Linked DNA regions of Homo sapiens: region 1 is linked to region 2. Evidence: read pairs that join two places in POLR2A ChIA-PET (ENCODE). Cell type or tissue: MCF 10A. All regions are shown on one strand. Links, peaks and the distances in the headings refer to the core of each region. The heading gives the core; the rest is flanking DNA.

Region 1 (7,336 bases), core at 2,570-6,569, 350 kb before region 2:
AGTTTCTATTAGGTTGATACTACCAAAAAGGATGAAGAAAATCAATGTCTGTTTTCATGATTTTTACCTTCAGACTTTTCTGAACTGTGCCAAACTTTGGACATCTGTGGAGGTAATTTTATTCTAGAGTCTTGAATAAAAATTTAAAAAGTAAAATCAAGGTCTCCGGCAATAATGACTGCCACCCTTTGAGAGCTTTGCACACATTGTCTCATTCAATCTTTGCACAATCTTATGAGGAAGCCACTGTTAGTATTTCTACTTTATGGATTCAGAAACTGAGGCTTAGGAGGGTTACGCAATTGGTCCAAAATCGCACTACTGATAAGTGGTGGAAATGAGTCTGACCTAGCATATCTGATTCCCAAGTGTGTCCAGCTAACCTCTGTGCTATCATGAATACATCGAGAGTGAGAGTGGGGGGTGGGTGGGCCTGCCAGCCGCTCTCTGGGCGCTGAATTATGACTGGATTAAGTCAGTAACATGATGTCAGGCGACTCAGGTTTCCACATGTGGCTCTTTATGTAACAGGCAAAATTAGATTGGTGTGCTTCTGCCAAAAGGACAGTTGGACCGAAGGCAAGTAACTTGCTACAGTAAACAACCCATCTCTATGATGCATGTTTGCCACACTTAAGTACAGTTCAGTCTCCTAAAAGTTGTCAGTCAGCTGAGATTCTGAAATAATCTTTCACAGAGTGCTGCTTATCATAAATGGGTGATTTATTTTTATTACCTAAGTTTAAAACTCTTTATAACTTCCAAGCATCTGGAAACTTTCACTGCAAATTTCCATTGAAAAACAGAACTAGAATTTTAGAAAAGCATACTATTTTGTTGATTAAAAATATATTTATTCTGCTTTGGCAAATAGAAACAAGTGAATCTCTTTCTTTAATTTTTTATTAAGAGAAAATCATTTTAATCTCCTCTCCATTTAAATAAAAGTTGAGCAAAACAAAGGTAAAGGATACTGGTTTGAAGCAATATCAAATTATAAGTCAGTGGGGGAGGGGGTAGTTCACAGAGCTTGGTCTAGCCCTGTTTATATGGCTCATACCCCAAAGGGGGATATTTCTGTTGAGAGTTCAAAGTCACAGAGGTAGAAGAACAATATTCTTGACTGGGGAAGGGTGTGCCGAGTCATAGTTCGGTCAATAAGACAAAGGTTATTGAAGGATGTACTAAAGTGTCTGGTTTAGTTCAGTTCCACTGATGCAGAGTGGAACATTTCTGAAAAAGTGCATTAATATTAGCTACCCATGGGGAGTGAGGATGGAGGGGGAGAGAAAGTGGTCGGAGGATATTTCCTGTTCACTTTATATCTTTTTGTCCAATTTAAAATTTTTTCCTCAAAAATATATTTTATAATAAAAATAAACAAAATGAAACAACAAAGGATCTGCACAGAGAACATCTAGGAATGGGCATAGGTTTTTAAGCAGGAAAGTGAAGTGATCAGATATATAATTTTGGTAGCTGTTTTGGGGTTATAAGGAAGAGGCAATACGGAAAGGTAGAATCAAGAAGTCAGCTGTTAGAATACTCTTGAAATAAGATGTTGAGTAATAAGTTCTAAGTGAAGTATAATTTTGAGGCACTATTCTAAAGCCCACATGGAAGATCCACTTCTTTTTTTTTGTTTTGTTTTTTTTGTTTTGAGACAAAGTCTCACTCTGTTGCCCGAGCTGGAGTGCAGCGGTGCAATCTCGGCTCACTGCAACCTCTGCCTCCGGGGTTCAAGCGATTCTCGTGCCTCAGCCTCCTGAGTAGCTAGGATTACAGACAGGCACCCGCCACCACGCCCAGCCAATGTTTGTATTTTTAGTAGGAGACAGGGTTTCACCATGTTGGCCAGGCTGGTCTCAAACTCCTGACCTCAGGTGATCCACCCACCTCGGCCTCCCAAAGTGCTGGGATTACAGGCGTGAACCACTGCGCCCGGCCGAGGATCCACATTTTCTTCAGATCAGAGTATTTAAAATAAAACGATTCTAGGCAAACAGAATGTTAGATCTTTGATATGCCTACACTAGAGGGAGTTGCATTTTTATTATCAGATTACTTCTCTGTCAATAAAACAATGCATAAGTAAACACATCCTTAAAGTACAAAAGTAAAAGTACATACAGATACATGAAAGAAAAAAATGATAAAGAATCTATAATTTGTGAACGACAAACGAACTTAAAAAATTGAGTAAGAACAGCAAATGATCAAATGATGCATTTTTTTTTTTTTTGCTTTAGCTTCTCCCCCTGCCCCACTTTGAATCAACCAGGCTCCATAATGGCAGCCCTGATTTTTTACTTTCTGTCAGTTTAAGCATTCGTTTACTAAAACAATAGCAGTTCAATAAGCAAGACTAATTCCTGAGAGCATTACCTTAGACCATTAGCTTTTAGTCAGTCATTAATTCCTGTGACATGTCCTGGGATTAGATCATTATTGTTATCATTATTATTTTTCTCAATTCAATTTGTTTTCAAAAATGCATCTATGTTGTTTTAACGCTAGATATTTCCTTTCTGAAATATGATTTTTAGTGACTTTGGGACAGTGATTTGCTGCTTCATCCAGGTGTTTCCATAGGCCCTTTCTCACAGCTTAACAAAAAATTAGAAGAAGTTTTACAGCAGTATCACACTAGGATATTTGAGTGTCTCTGTAATTTTTCTTTACTGAGACTTCTAAAATCATTTCTGAGGACCACGTGACTGACTTTAGACATGTGGCCTCTTGGGGGCAGGATTTCACAAAGCCTTTGTATTCAGCGTTTCTTGTTTACAAGAATTGTTGCCACTGATGAATATGGTGGTTGTTTAGTCACAGTTCTGCAGAAGGAAAGCCCCAGTTTGTCTATAATGGAAAGAGCAGATGTCACAGGAACAAAGTGGCCAACGTCAAAGTAAGGGCTTTGATTGGCAAAGAGCAGGCTGTCTATTACCACATCTCCACACTTAGGCTTAGAGACATAGAGAAGAAAACTCGTAAAAACAGCGGTGAAAATTATAAACCACCAAGAAAGGTAAAGGAAATATGGTGCTTAAAAATTCCAGGCTGCCCAATAAAAGTAGGAACTGACATTACAGATCCCCTGGACCATAAATGAAGAACACAAATGGTTTGCAGAACCAGCGAAAAACAGTTCTGACATGTTTGGATGCCAAAGATTTTTAAAGTTGATCTCTTTTGGCCTGGTAAGATTTTATGCATTTTTGTCGTTCCAGCCAAGAGGTCTAAGGATTAGTGGATGTTTCTGCCAGCCTGGGACTCATGCGGTGAAAAGAATGTACTCATGTGACAGTGAAAAATTGAATGCACAAAGACAAAGGGCTTCTTTTCAAGAAAGGAATAAGAATTAATTCTCATTGTAATTTGGGCCCAGTGCTTCAAAAATAACGTTAAATTAGTAGTTAATTTAAATCAGAGATGTCTGTTTATGCATTCTAAATATGGCCATTTTCATCTCAGAATTGCTTCTCTAAGAGTACCTCGTTTTCCACCGGGTGTGGTGGCTCACACCTGTAATCCCAGCACTTTGGAAGGCTGAGGTGGCAATCATTTGAGGCCAGGAACTGGAGATCAGCCTGGCCAACATGGCGAAATCCCATCTCTACTGAAAATACAAAAATTAGCTGGGTGTGGTGATGCATGCCTGTAATTCCAGCTACTTGGGAGGTTGAGGCAGGAGAATCACTTGAACCCAGGAGGTGGTGGTTGCAGTGAGCCGAGATTGAACCACTGCACTCCAGCCTGGGTGACAGAGAGAGACTCCATCTCAAAAAAAGAAAAAAAAAAGAGTAACTAGTTTTCAGAATGCTTAACCAGGTAGGGTTTAACTACGCAGGAGAATTGGACTTGAGCCGTATTCTAAACTGGTCTACATGAGGAGCTAACTCCTTATTAAAATAATGATAGTAATAATAAAGGAGTAGGAGCTATTTCAATATTTGGATGCTAATTTATATAGGCTAATAATTATAAATATATTCACTTATTTTAACCTACATGTTTTATTGATAAGAACAAAAACACATTCATCAGAATAGCTCGGGAACATCAATGGAAGATAAAAGGGAGAAGACAGAAGTGCTTTCTGTTTCAAATGTTTGTTAAATATTTGCCTTGAAGCCAACATAGTACTAGTTGGATGACAAGATAGTAAGTCCTATTAATGATGGGCTTTTCATTACAGTAGATATGCTTTTGCAATTTTCCTAGATTTCTGCCCTGGGGTCACATGGTAAGTTAATAGTAGTTATAAACCTCTCAGCATTGTGATCAATATCTTTGGCTGACGTAATCTAGTTCTCTGGAATAATTTACAACAAAGGACAGTTTGGGCAAGCATCCATTTTATTACCTTCAATTCACCAACTGAAATATTTCATTGGTTTATGACTGAAGTTCTTTCCAATTCTTTGATAGATAAGGAATTGAGATAGTCCTGAAAGAACCCCTCAAATATGAAAAAGAAAAACAGCAATAAGCATTTCTTCCTTTGGGGCATAACGTCTGCATACCTCTCTGTGTCTTGAAACTGTCTGAAGTGCTACAACAGTGAGTCATGTGTGCCTGTGTAACTTGCTATGTGTGTCTAGTCATGTATTCCTCATCTTCAAACACATAGCACATAACTAAAACAATACTGTACTTAGTTTACTTTTTCTTCAACCTGAATGATCATTAACCATCTATTAACATTTGAGCAAAAATGAGGAACAATAATAATTTCTAGACACCAATACTGAAGACTATGGCTCTTATTCTTGCACCTTCATGCAACATGCCTGTCATTTAGACAGAATGTTCTCTTCCATGTCTGTTGTGTATTCCAGGTCTAAAGGCTAAAACAGAAAAAAGGAATCTGTCACAGGAGAAGTAATTAAAGTGATAGTGGGGAGTGTAGAGAAAGAAGTGAGGGAGTTCTCTTGCCAGTGCCACTGTCTTGTCACCTTTCTCCTCTCTCACCCTCACTGTCATATGCAGGATGAGGCAGAATCACAGCTGTTTCTACTGTATATAAAGCAGGTGTGAGGTGAAGAATGGGGTAAGAAGTTGGCTGGGCATGGTGGCTCATGCCTGTAATCTCAGAACTTTGGGAGCCTGAGGCGGGCAGATCCCCTGAGGTCAGGAGTTCAAGACCAGCCTGGCCAACATGGTGAAACCCCGTTTCTACTAAAAATACAAAAATTAGCTGTTGTGGTGGTGGACACCTCTAATCCCAGCTACTCAGGAGGCTGAGGCAGGAGAATCGCTTGAACCCAGGAGGTGGAGGTTGCAGTGAGCAAAGATCATGCCACTGCACTCCAGCCTGGGCAACAGAGTGAGACTCTGTCTCAAAAACAAAACAAAACAAACAACAACAAAAACCAAAAAACAAACAAAAAACAAAAACAAAAAGAATGGGGTAAGAATTTGGATTTAAACATCTGTAATGCCCCTCCAAGCCTCATTTCCCTTTAGCCAACTAAGGCTACCTATACATGGGCTTTTATTGTCTAAGACTAAAGATAATAATGATATTATGATTATTGAACAACTATGGTGTGCCAGGTGCCTTTATACACTTTTTTTTAAAGTCCTCAAACAACTTTGTGGGGGTAACCATGATTAATGTATTTGACAGATGAGAACACAGGTTTAGAGAAGTCCAATATGTTGCCCAATCTGAGTTAGGGCTTGGTCTGTTGCCCAGGAGCCTGCACTTTGTGTATGTTTAAACTGTGGTGTCTCTTCAAGACAACTCACAAATCTAAGAAATGAATAATTTTTAATATTCATTAATTATGTAATTTTGTCTGTTTCATCAAATTCCTTGGGGTGAGAGGGACTGTTTATTTTTATATCCCCATTACCTAGCAGTGTCTGACATATATAGGTGCTTGATAAATATTCGTTGAGTTAAATAAAATACTAATCAATTTCTTTTATATAATGCTAACTCATTTTCTGAACTAAATCAGGTAGATTAACAATGCCAGATGTCAGCATTCAAGCATTTGATGTATTTCTACGCGTTATATATCCCTTCTCCCTATTTCTTTAAAGATGGAATCCACTGTGTAGGTCAGCGAGCAAAAATATAATTGATGCTTATATCGTGAAGCGAAAACCCTGTGATAATTAAAAATGCGTAGCACCAAGCCAAACTTCTTAAAGGTCTATCTTTCTATTTCTCTTTCCCCAGAAAAGTCTGCATTCTCCATATTAGTGTTCTCCAAACATCATGGGAGCTACATAGGCAATAACTCTGTCCATGGTGGTTTAAAGTAGGCTGGGTGTGGTGGCTCACGCCTGTAATCCCAGCACTTTGGGAGGCTGAGGCAGGTGGATCACTTGAGGCCAGGAGTTTGAGACCAGCCTGGCCAACATGGCGAGACCCCGTCTCTACTAAAATACAAAAATCAGCTGGGCGTGATGGCGTGTGCCTGTAATTCCAGCTACTCAGGAGGCTGAGGCAGGAGAATGGCTTGAACCCAGGAGGTGGAGGTTGCAGTGAGCCAAGATCATGCCACTGCACTCCAGCTGGGGGGGCCAGAGTGGGACCCTGTCTCAAAAATAAATAAATAAATAAATAAATAAATAAATAAATAAAGTGATGGGGAATAAGAAAATGCTGTTTCAGTTCAGCAATTATTTGAGAATCTACTAAGTGCCGGATTCTAGAGATGTAAAGATGACAGGTTGTTCTCCTTATGGGAGAGAGTTGGATTGAACTTTCTGGGGAAATGCATCTTTTGAGTGGGAGAGAGTTTGGCCGTGAGCGGGGGTTGAATTATCTCCCAGTAAAGGATCAGTGTCCATTGTATTTTGTAGGCATTATTTTAAATTGGGTTCTTTTAAAATTAGATTACCCCCAATGTGTCACACAATTCTTAGATGGCTGAAATTATCACCTTTGAATTCCCTTACCATTACAAGAATATACATGGAGATAACCTGAAGGTAATTTCTCTGGTAACTGGGGGTAAAAGGGTGGGCACCTGTGTAGATAAAGAGTAGTTTTGATGGGGCAAGAAGGCCTCTCTCTCCAACCCACACCTAGGTATCTGTGCGCCAATGGTGTGGCTGCTGCTCCATTTTTGTGTCTTCTAGTCTAAGGACACACCTTGCTGGAGAAGAGCACCATGCTAAAACAGGAACCAGATGCTCTAGCAGTTGAAAGATCGTCAGAAAAATCCAGGTAATCAGCAACTTAGACCAAACCCTTGGAAAGACAGAGACTTCCTGAGATTCGGGGATGCATGCTGTTTTACTACTTCCTCAGCATTCACTTGACTAAGGCTCTCCTACATGGATGAGCTCTATGCAGCCAGGTGAAATCCATCTT
Region 2 (8,329 bases), core at 1,641-5,640:
TGTGGGATGGGATCTTGACATTGAGCAGGGTAAGGGTGATTAGGTTTTAATGAGATGGTAAGGGGTGCATGATCGGTCGCCAAGGAGGGAGTAGAGGTATCTTATACTTGTGTGTTAAGGTGGGGGGATACAAGAGGAGGACGCAAAGGAGGCTTTGGATTGGGGAGAAGGGCAGCAATGAGATATAGCTATAGTCCAGGAATAGTCAGGGAAGCAGATAATTTAGTTAAAGTGTCTCAGCCTAATAAGGGAACTGGGCAGGTGGGGATAACTAAAAAGGAGTGCTTAAAAGAGTATTGTCTAAGTTGGCACCAGAGTTGGGGAGTTTTAAGAGGTTTAGAAGCCTGGCCGTCAATACCCACAACAGTTATGGAGGCAAGGGAAACAGGCCATTGAAAAGAAGGTAATATGGAGTGGGTAGCCTCCGTATTGATTTAGAAGGGGTATTGATTTAGAAGGGGACGGGCTTACTTTCCACTGTGAGAGTTACCTAAAGCTCGGCGTCCGTGATGGGTTAGGGGGCTTCCGAGGCGATTGGGCAGTGTCAGTCTTCAGCCACTAAGCCAAGAAGATCTGGGAAGGAGTCAGTCAGAGAGCCTTGGGCCAGAGTTCCAGGGGCTCTGGGAGTGGCTGCCAGGTGAGTTGAACAGTTCGATTTTCAGTGGGGTCTCACACAGATGGGACGCGGCTTAGGAGGAATCCTGGGCTGCGGGCATTCCTTGGCCCAGTGGCCAGATTTCCGGCACGTGTAGCAAGCTCCTGGGGGAGGAGGTTCTGGAGGAACGCCTGGCTGCTGCAGTTCAGGTGTTTGGAAGTTCTTGTGTGCTGGAGATGTGGCTGGGGTTTGTCTCACAGTGGAGGCAAGGAATTGCAACTTTTTTCTATTATTGTACACCTTGAAGTTGAGGTTAATTAAGCCCTGTTGTGGGGTTTGAGGGCCAGATTCTAATTTTTGGAGTTTTATTTAATATCTGGAGCAGATTGGGTAATAAAATGTATATTGAGAATAAGATGGCCTTTTGACCTTTTAGGGTCTAGGGCTGTAAAGCGTCTCAGGGTTGCTGCCAAATGAGCCATGAACTGGGCTGGATTTTTATATTTGATGAAAAACAGCCTAAATGCTATCTGATTTGGGATAAAGAAAAAGGAGCATTAACCTTGACTATGCATTTAGCTCCAGCCACCTTTTTAAGAATAAATTGCTGGGCAGGTGGGGGAGGGCTAGTCACGGAAGGAAACTGTAAGCCGGACCAGGTGTGAGGAGGGGAGGCGATAAAAAGATTATAGGGTGGAGGAGCAGAGGCTGAGGAAGCATTGGGACCTAGCTCGGCCTGGCGAGGAGGGGAGAGGTCAGATGGGTCTGTAGAAAAGGAAGATTAGAAAGACTCAGCGACGCTTGGGGTTGGGACTGAGGGGACAGGCGGGAGGGAAAGAAGGAAGATTTGGGACGAGTTGCACTGGGCACAGAGACTAGGAAGGGACTGATGTGTAAAAGAATGCCTGGATGTCAGGCACCTCAGACCATTTGCCCATTTTACGACAAGAATTATTTAGATCTTGTAGGATGGAAAAATTGAAAGTGCTGTCGAGTTTGTATTGGGGTCAAGCGGCATTGCAGAAGAAAATAAGGCATTTACGTTTTAGGTCAGGTGTGAGTTGAAGAGGTTTTAAGTTCTTGAGAACACAGGCTAAGGGAGAAGAAGGAGGAATGGAGGGTGGAAGGTTGCCCATAGTGAAGGAGGCAAACCCACAGAAAAGAGAGTGTAGAGACACGGAGGGAAGGGTTTTGGGGGTTCTTACCCTCCAGAAAAGCAGGAAGGGGGGTTGGGGCACGGAAATAAGGGATTGGGGCACAGAGATAAGAGGTTGGGGTGTGGAAATAAGGGATTGGGTGTTCTTGCCCCCTAGAAAAGTGGGACTTGCCGCTAAGGGTGAAGGAGAAGGGGTTGAGGGGTACTTGCCCCTCCCCCAGAAAAGCGGGACTTGCCGCTAAGGGTGGAGGACCAAGGCAGGCATCCCTGCGTGGTCTGACACCTTTGAAACGTGGGTGAATAATCAGAGAGGCGCCCTGCATTGATTAAACACCAAGGGAAGGCTGCCTTCCCAGTCCGTGACCGGCGCCGGAGTTTTGGGTCCACAGATAAAACCTGTCTCCTTTGTCTCTACCGGAAAATGAAAGGAATTGAAATTAAGAGAAGGGAGAAATTGAAGTGTGGCACCAAGATTGAAAGGAGAAAGAGGTTGAGGGATAGTGAGGGAAGTTGGAGAAGAGAGTAAAAAGAGGCTGCTTACCAGATTTGAAATTGGTGAGATGTTTCTTGGGCAGGTCGGTCTGAGGACCTGAGGTCATAGGTGGATCTTTCTCACGGAGCAAAGAGCAGGAGGACAGGGGATTGATCTCCTAAGGGAGGTCCCCTGATCCACTAAATTTCATGCGCGTCCGTGTGAAGAGACCACCAAACAGGCTTTGTGTGAGCAACATGGCTGTTTGTTTCACCTGGGTGCAGGTGGGCTGAGTCCGAAAAGAGAGTCAGCCACATTTCTACTTTTCAACCTGCCCTTCACTTTGCCTCTAGATTGACTTTTCTGAAAAGCAAATTTACTTTTCTGCTTAAGATTTAGTGTCCCTTTTTGCCTTTAGAAAAAAACATGAACTCTTTAGTACAATTCCCAAATTATTAAAGACCTGTTTCCTATTAAAAAATATCCAAAATGGATTTGAGTTGAAAACAAATTCCACATAAGTTAGCAAAGTGAAAAACTGTAACAGCTTCTGTGCAATAACCTGAGTCAACATTTCCCCGACTGTGGCATGACTGAGACTTTCACACTTCTGCACAACTAAGAGAACCATCTTATTCCCACTTTTGCATGGGCCAGTAATTACATACTTGATTAAAAAAAAAAAACTTTGTTAAAATATTCACATTTCTTTGGCTCTACATCTGTTTTCATTTGTGTGAGGCAAAAAGTCCCATGATTGTAATGGAAAACTTGTTATTAATCATATTCATATAGAAAATTAGGCTGCATCTGATGAAATGCCAATGATTGGAATTAAACAATTGTTTTAGCTCAAATGTGTCTTCATTACTAGTGCCTTACCCTGGTTCTCAAGTCAGAAATGATCCACTCTTCTTTTGTGCTCTGAAAGCCCCTTGAACCTCACATTGCTTTACTTTGCAGCTAATTGTTTCTATATCTGTTTTCACAAAAGTTTGAGTTTTTGAGGCAAGGATGTTTTGCTATTTGCTCATAATGTGTCATGCAAAGTCTGGCTCAAAGACAGAACTTCATAAATGTGACTCAAATTCATGCTAAGACTAAAATTGTAAGTATAGACACGGAGCTGTTATGAACATGAACATTACAGAATGCCAGCTTTGGAACCTCTGGAAGACAATTATGTGACTCCTCGTTCTCCAAATTCAGAGTCTCATGGATCAAATTCATGTCATTATTAGAAATGCAAAAGCAAGAATATAAAAATTAGCTTCCTGGATGAGTGTTTCTTAGACTTTGGTACTTGTTTATATTTAAGTCATTTTTACTGCAGTTTCAGAGGGTGATGCTCATGTCTTGCCAGCAAAGCCAATATTCTTTTGGTGTTTTTATTATCTTAGACCCCAAGTATTTGATTTTGTTATGTTATCTTTTTTTTTAATGTTTGCTATCGTTGGCTTAATTTAACAAAAGAAAATTTTTTTATTTTTCATTTTGTCTTGCAATAACTGTAAAGTAGATTAAATCAAGTTTTTTCATATGGGTAGAGAAAAATTTTAATGAGCAATTTGAAATACATTTTTGCATATGGCCAACATATTTAAAATCTTCATTTGCTTTTTACTTTAATCTTGGATATAAAAAAAAGGCATCATAAAAGCAGAATCTTAACAGATGCATGATCCTCACATACGGTTTATGAGCACAGATCGCAAATGAGTAATACTAATTTGTTTATTATTTCCATCCCTGTGGAAACTTTGATGAATAGAAAGTTAAATCATGAAACAATTGTCACTTTCTCAAAAATAAGCAATTTATATTATAGTGCAAAAAATAAATATGCAAATGTATTTGAGGCATAACACTATTCAGATTTGTCTGAAACTTTTCTACCTACATCAATATCTTCTTTCATAAATTTAATTGTTAAAGACAGTAAAATAGAACTTCTAGAACATGTTATTCAGGCATATTAATCTAGAGTAAAAACATGCAGATCAGGTAGGCTCTTATTTAGTATCAAGATGAAACAATAAGATTTAAACAAACTATGATATTTTGGAAATTCTTCTTTTATTTATTTTTTGAACACTTATTAACTGCACAATCTTGGGCAAGTCTCCCCATTGTCTCTCTGAGTCTGTATTTTTACCTGTCACATAAAAACATGTCAGCCTTGCCCACCTTAATAAATCCAGGAAATATTTATTTAGCTCTTTTATGGGACATACACTGTTCCAGGCAGTTATGTTTCATAACAGAAGGGATACAGATGTGTAAGGAGACACTAATAAACATAAATAAATGAACATCACAATAAATAAGTGATGTGGGGAAAAACAGTAGGGTAAAGGCAGAAAGCTTCTGGTGGGAAGAGTAGGCTTATTGCAGCTTAAAATAAAATTGTCGCCGGGCACGGTGGCTCACACCTGTAATCCCAGCACTTTGGGAGGCTGAGGCGGGCGGATCACGAGGTCAGGAGATTGAGACCATCCTGGCTAACACGGTAAAACCCCGTCTCTACTAAAAATACAAAAAGAAATTAGCAGGGGGCGGTGGCGGTCGCCTGTAGTCGCAGCTCCTGGGGAGGCTGAGGCAGGAGAATGGCCTGAACCCGGGAGGCGGAGCGTGCAGTGGGCCGAGATCGCGCCACTGCACTCCAGCCTGGGCAACAGAGTGAGACTCCGTCTGAAAAAAAAAAGAAAAGAAAAGAAAAAAAATTGTCAGGGTAGGCTCCATTGAGTAGGTGGCATTTGAGAAAAAATTCAAGAGATGTAAAGGATCAGCCACCAGCAAAGAGCACTCCAGGCTGGGGGAGTCACCAGGGCAAAGGCCCTAGGGATTATCTGGTGTCAGCAGAGTCGTGAGGAGGCCAGCGTGGCTAGAATGGAGTCAAGGGGAAAGCCATGGAAATCAGAGAGGTAATGAGGACTCAGGTACAGCCTAATCATGTAAAGTCTTGTAAGCCACGATAAGAAATTTGCTTTTATTCCAGGGGGAGATGGGAAGACTTGGAAAGGTCTGAGGAGGAAGGAGATGATTTTAATTGAGTTTTAAAAGGATGACTTTGACTACTGTCTTGAGAGTTTACTATAGAGGGCAAGATGGAAGGAAGGAGACCAGTTAGGAGGCTACTAGAGTGATCTGAGAGAGATGATGTTGGCAAACAGACTCGGGTTGCTAGGGTTGGGAGTCAGGCGAAGTTCTTGAATTGTAGATATATTTGCAAGGCAAAGCCAACAACATCCCCTGATAGACTGGAGGGATGTGAGAAGAATTGAAGAGTCAGAGGGGCTCAAATATTTTGACCTGAGCAACTAGAATGGTGGAGCTGACATCAACTCCTACAGGGAAACTGCAGGTGGAGTAAGTTTTGAGGCGGAACATCAGAAACTCAGTGTTGGTCATGTTAAGATTGAGATATCTTTTAGGAAAACCTAAATTATGTTATAGTTAAAAGTCCCAAGCTGTGAATGGCTTAACATAGCACAGGATTTCTTCTCACTGAGGATACATATCAAACATGAGTGTTGGGAGCTCTGCTTCATACATATACTCAGGCATCAGAGCTGATGGAAACATCACCATATTGTAACTGTGTCTGAAACACATGGCTTGCAGGTTACACAGCAGGGAGATAAAAGAACTGGAGAGTCACACATTGGTTTCTAATATATCAGTCCAGAAGTGACACCAATCACTTTCTCTCATAGCCCGTTGACTAAGGCCAAAGCTATTCATATGGTGCCACCTAACTGCAAGGAGGAAGGAAATACAGACTCTGATATAGGAGCAGGCCAGGTGATAGGCCTGTCTGTATCATATAAGTTTGAGAGTGGTTGACCATGTGGATAGTATTTAAGTCAAAGAGATTGTAAAATCACCAGGGATTGAAAAGAATTAAAGAAGCGGAAGAACAGTTGAGCCATGGGGTACTCCAATGTTGGGAGGTCTGGGAGAGGAAGAAAAAACAGTAAAGGAGACTGGCAAGGGCCATCTGGTGAGGTAGGAAGAAAGTCAGGAGACCAAGGTGCCTGGAATTCAAGTGAAGAAAGGGCATCAAGGAGGAGAGATTGAAGGACTATGACAGATATTGCTGATATTTCCAGTAAGGTGAGAACTGAGAATTGACCATTGCATCAGCCAGGGGGAGCTCATTGGTGTTCTCCACATTTTTGGAAGCCTGACATGGATTTAGGGGAGAATGTAAAGAGAGGAATTTGAAACAATTGGAGTAGGTTTAGGCAACTCTTTCTGAGAACATTTGATATAAATGATGAGGAAAAACAAGAATGGTTGCTAAAAAAGAAGCAGGACCAAGAACAAGGTTTTAAAGTTTTTTTTAAATGGGAGAAATAGTAGTACATGTGTATCTTAATGGATAGAGAGAGAAAAATGGATGCTGCAGGAGAGGGGGTGAAACTTGCTGATATAATGTTCTTTAAATTTTTTTAAAGTTAAAAGTTTTCATTTTTGTGGGTACATTGTAGGTGTATGTATTTCTGGGGTACATGAGACGTTTTGATACAGGCAAGCAATAATAATCACATCATGAAGAATGGGGTATCTATCCTTGAAATGATATTCTTGACCAAGAGGAAGTAGATGTGTCTACAGCACAAGTGGAAGAATTGATTGGCTTTAGCTGGGAGCATGGAGAGCGCATCTGTAGTGACAAGCAGGAAGGCAGAATTAAAGACGAGATATGGGAATGGGAGTCTGTAAATCTGGTGAAGCTTGTGTGCCATGTCTATGGGAGCTGTGCCTCTGATTTGGCATGAACACCGAATGAAATAAATTCTAAATTAATGGACAGATATGTGTTATTATTAATTTGCGATTAGCTTTTAATAGCTTAGTATTAGCAAAAACTGAGGCTGGCAATAAAAAGCCCATAAGAAACTGGCAGGCCAGGCATATCTGGAAGAAGATACAGCCTATCTACTGGCTCTCGGCCACAGAAGAGTGTGCAGGCTTTCTGGACCAATCACACCTGCAGAGATGATACTCACCAGAGGAACATGAGTAGAGTGAGGGAGGGTTATCCTGAATTATTCTCATAGAAAGATGGATTTGGAATTGAAGTGGTATAGTCCTACACACCTCCAGTGCTAGGCTGCCTATGTTTGCCCATAAATTCACCTAGAGCCAATAGTTACAAGAATTTGTTAACTCAGTCACTTGGGTCTCATTTAGGTGTGTCACTTGTAGGCAAGCTGCAGCCTTCTTACTGGCCAGTGCTTTGGGAATCTGAGAGCTACATTTAGGAGAACTGCATCTTCCAAATTATATCATTTACATTTTTACCTAATAAACAGAATGTTATGTAATAATAATTATATAACATTATAGGTTCAGTATATCAATTTTAATATTATTACTTTCTGTAATAATATTTGTAATATTATTTGGTATATTAATAATGTAATATTATTACATTCTGTTCTGTAATAATAATTAATGCCTTCCTAATATGGCGTGAATTTAACTCTCTGAGGCCCGAGTGCTACCCAGGATTTGACAGGCTAGTGACATTTCTGTTGTTTTAGGGATTGATTATTATTTCCTTTTGGAACAAAGTTGAACTATGCAGAGATATGTTTTGTCCTGTGTGTGTGTGTGTGTGTGTGTGTGTGTGTGTGTGTGCATATTTCTGACTAATTCTAATTGGCAATAATTGACCAATTAACTCTATGAATCACTGGAACTTTTCTACCTTTTTGGATCTATGAAACCGTTTTATCTTAAATTAGTAGATGCTATATCGTGAAGATGCCGTGTTCTGGAAAATCAAGCTATTTTGCTTCTATAGTTCTTAAACATGTCCAAGGGATATTACCAATCACAGAAGCACAGAACTATCCAGAGCATTTCTGTGCTGTAGAGATTTGCACTCAGAGGAGTGAAGGAAAAGATTTTAGAGGCCATGTGGTTGCCCATTGCCATCATTTGTGTTGCCCAAAGAAGGGAAAGGACTGTGAAATAGAATTGCCAGTGGAAACTCTCTCTGGTCTTGTCAGCAAGCTTTTTACGAAAAACACAGTCCATTCTTCCACTCCAGACCTTTTAACAGGATAACAATTGACCAACTGCCAGGATTTAT

The links. Peaks named below come from ENCODE experiments on the same cell type or tissue, not always from the same donor. Only the 100,000 strongest peaks of a DNase experiment are listed, where the experiment ranks them.
Region 1: POLR2A ChIA-PET joins it to region 2 with 6 read pairs; 2 of 35 experiments call an interaction of 5 or more read pairs at or near these places.

Annotation. Positions count from the first base shown.
Region 1 is chr7:116,798,452-116,805,787 of GRCh38, reverse strand. No RefSeq gene overlaps it. Among named protein-coding and RNA genes, the nearest start is that of CAPZA2, 60 kb to the left of the region's middle. In MCF 10A, for the core only: a CTCF peak has its summit at 2,741 (motif pointing right); DNase peaks (open chromatin) are centred at 2,757 and 4,557.
Region 2 is chr7:116,450,175-116,458,503 of GRCh38, reverse strand. All of the region lies in intron 1 of CAV2-DT (CAV2 divergent transcript), which reads left to right. Among named protein-coding and RNA genes, the nearest start is that of CAV2-DT, 45 kb to the left of the region's middle. In MCF 10A, for the core only: no CTCF peak of the experiment used is centred there; no DNase peak of the experiment used is centred there.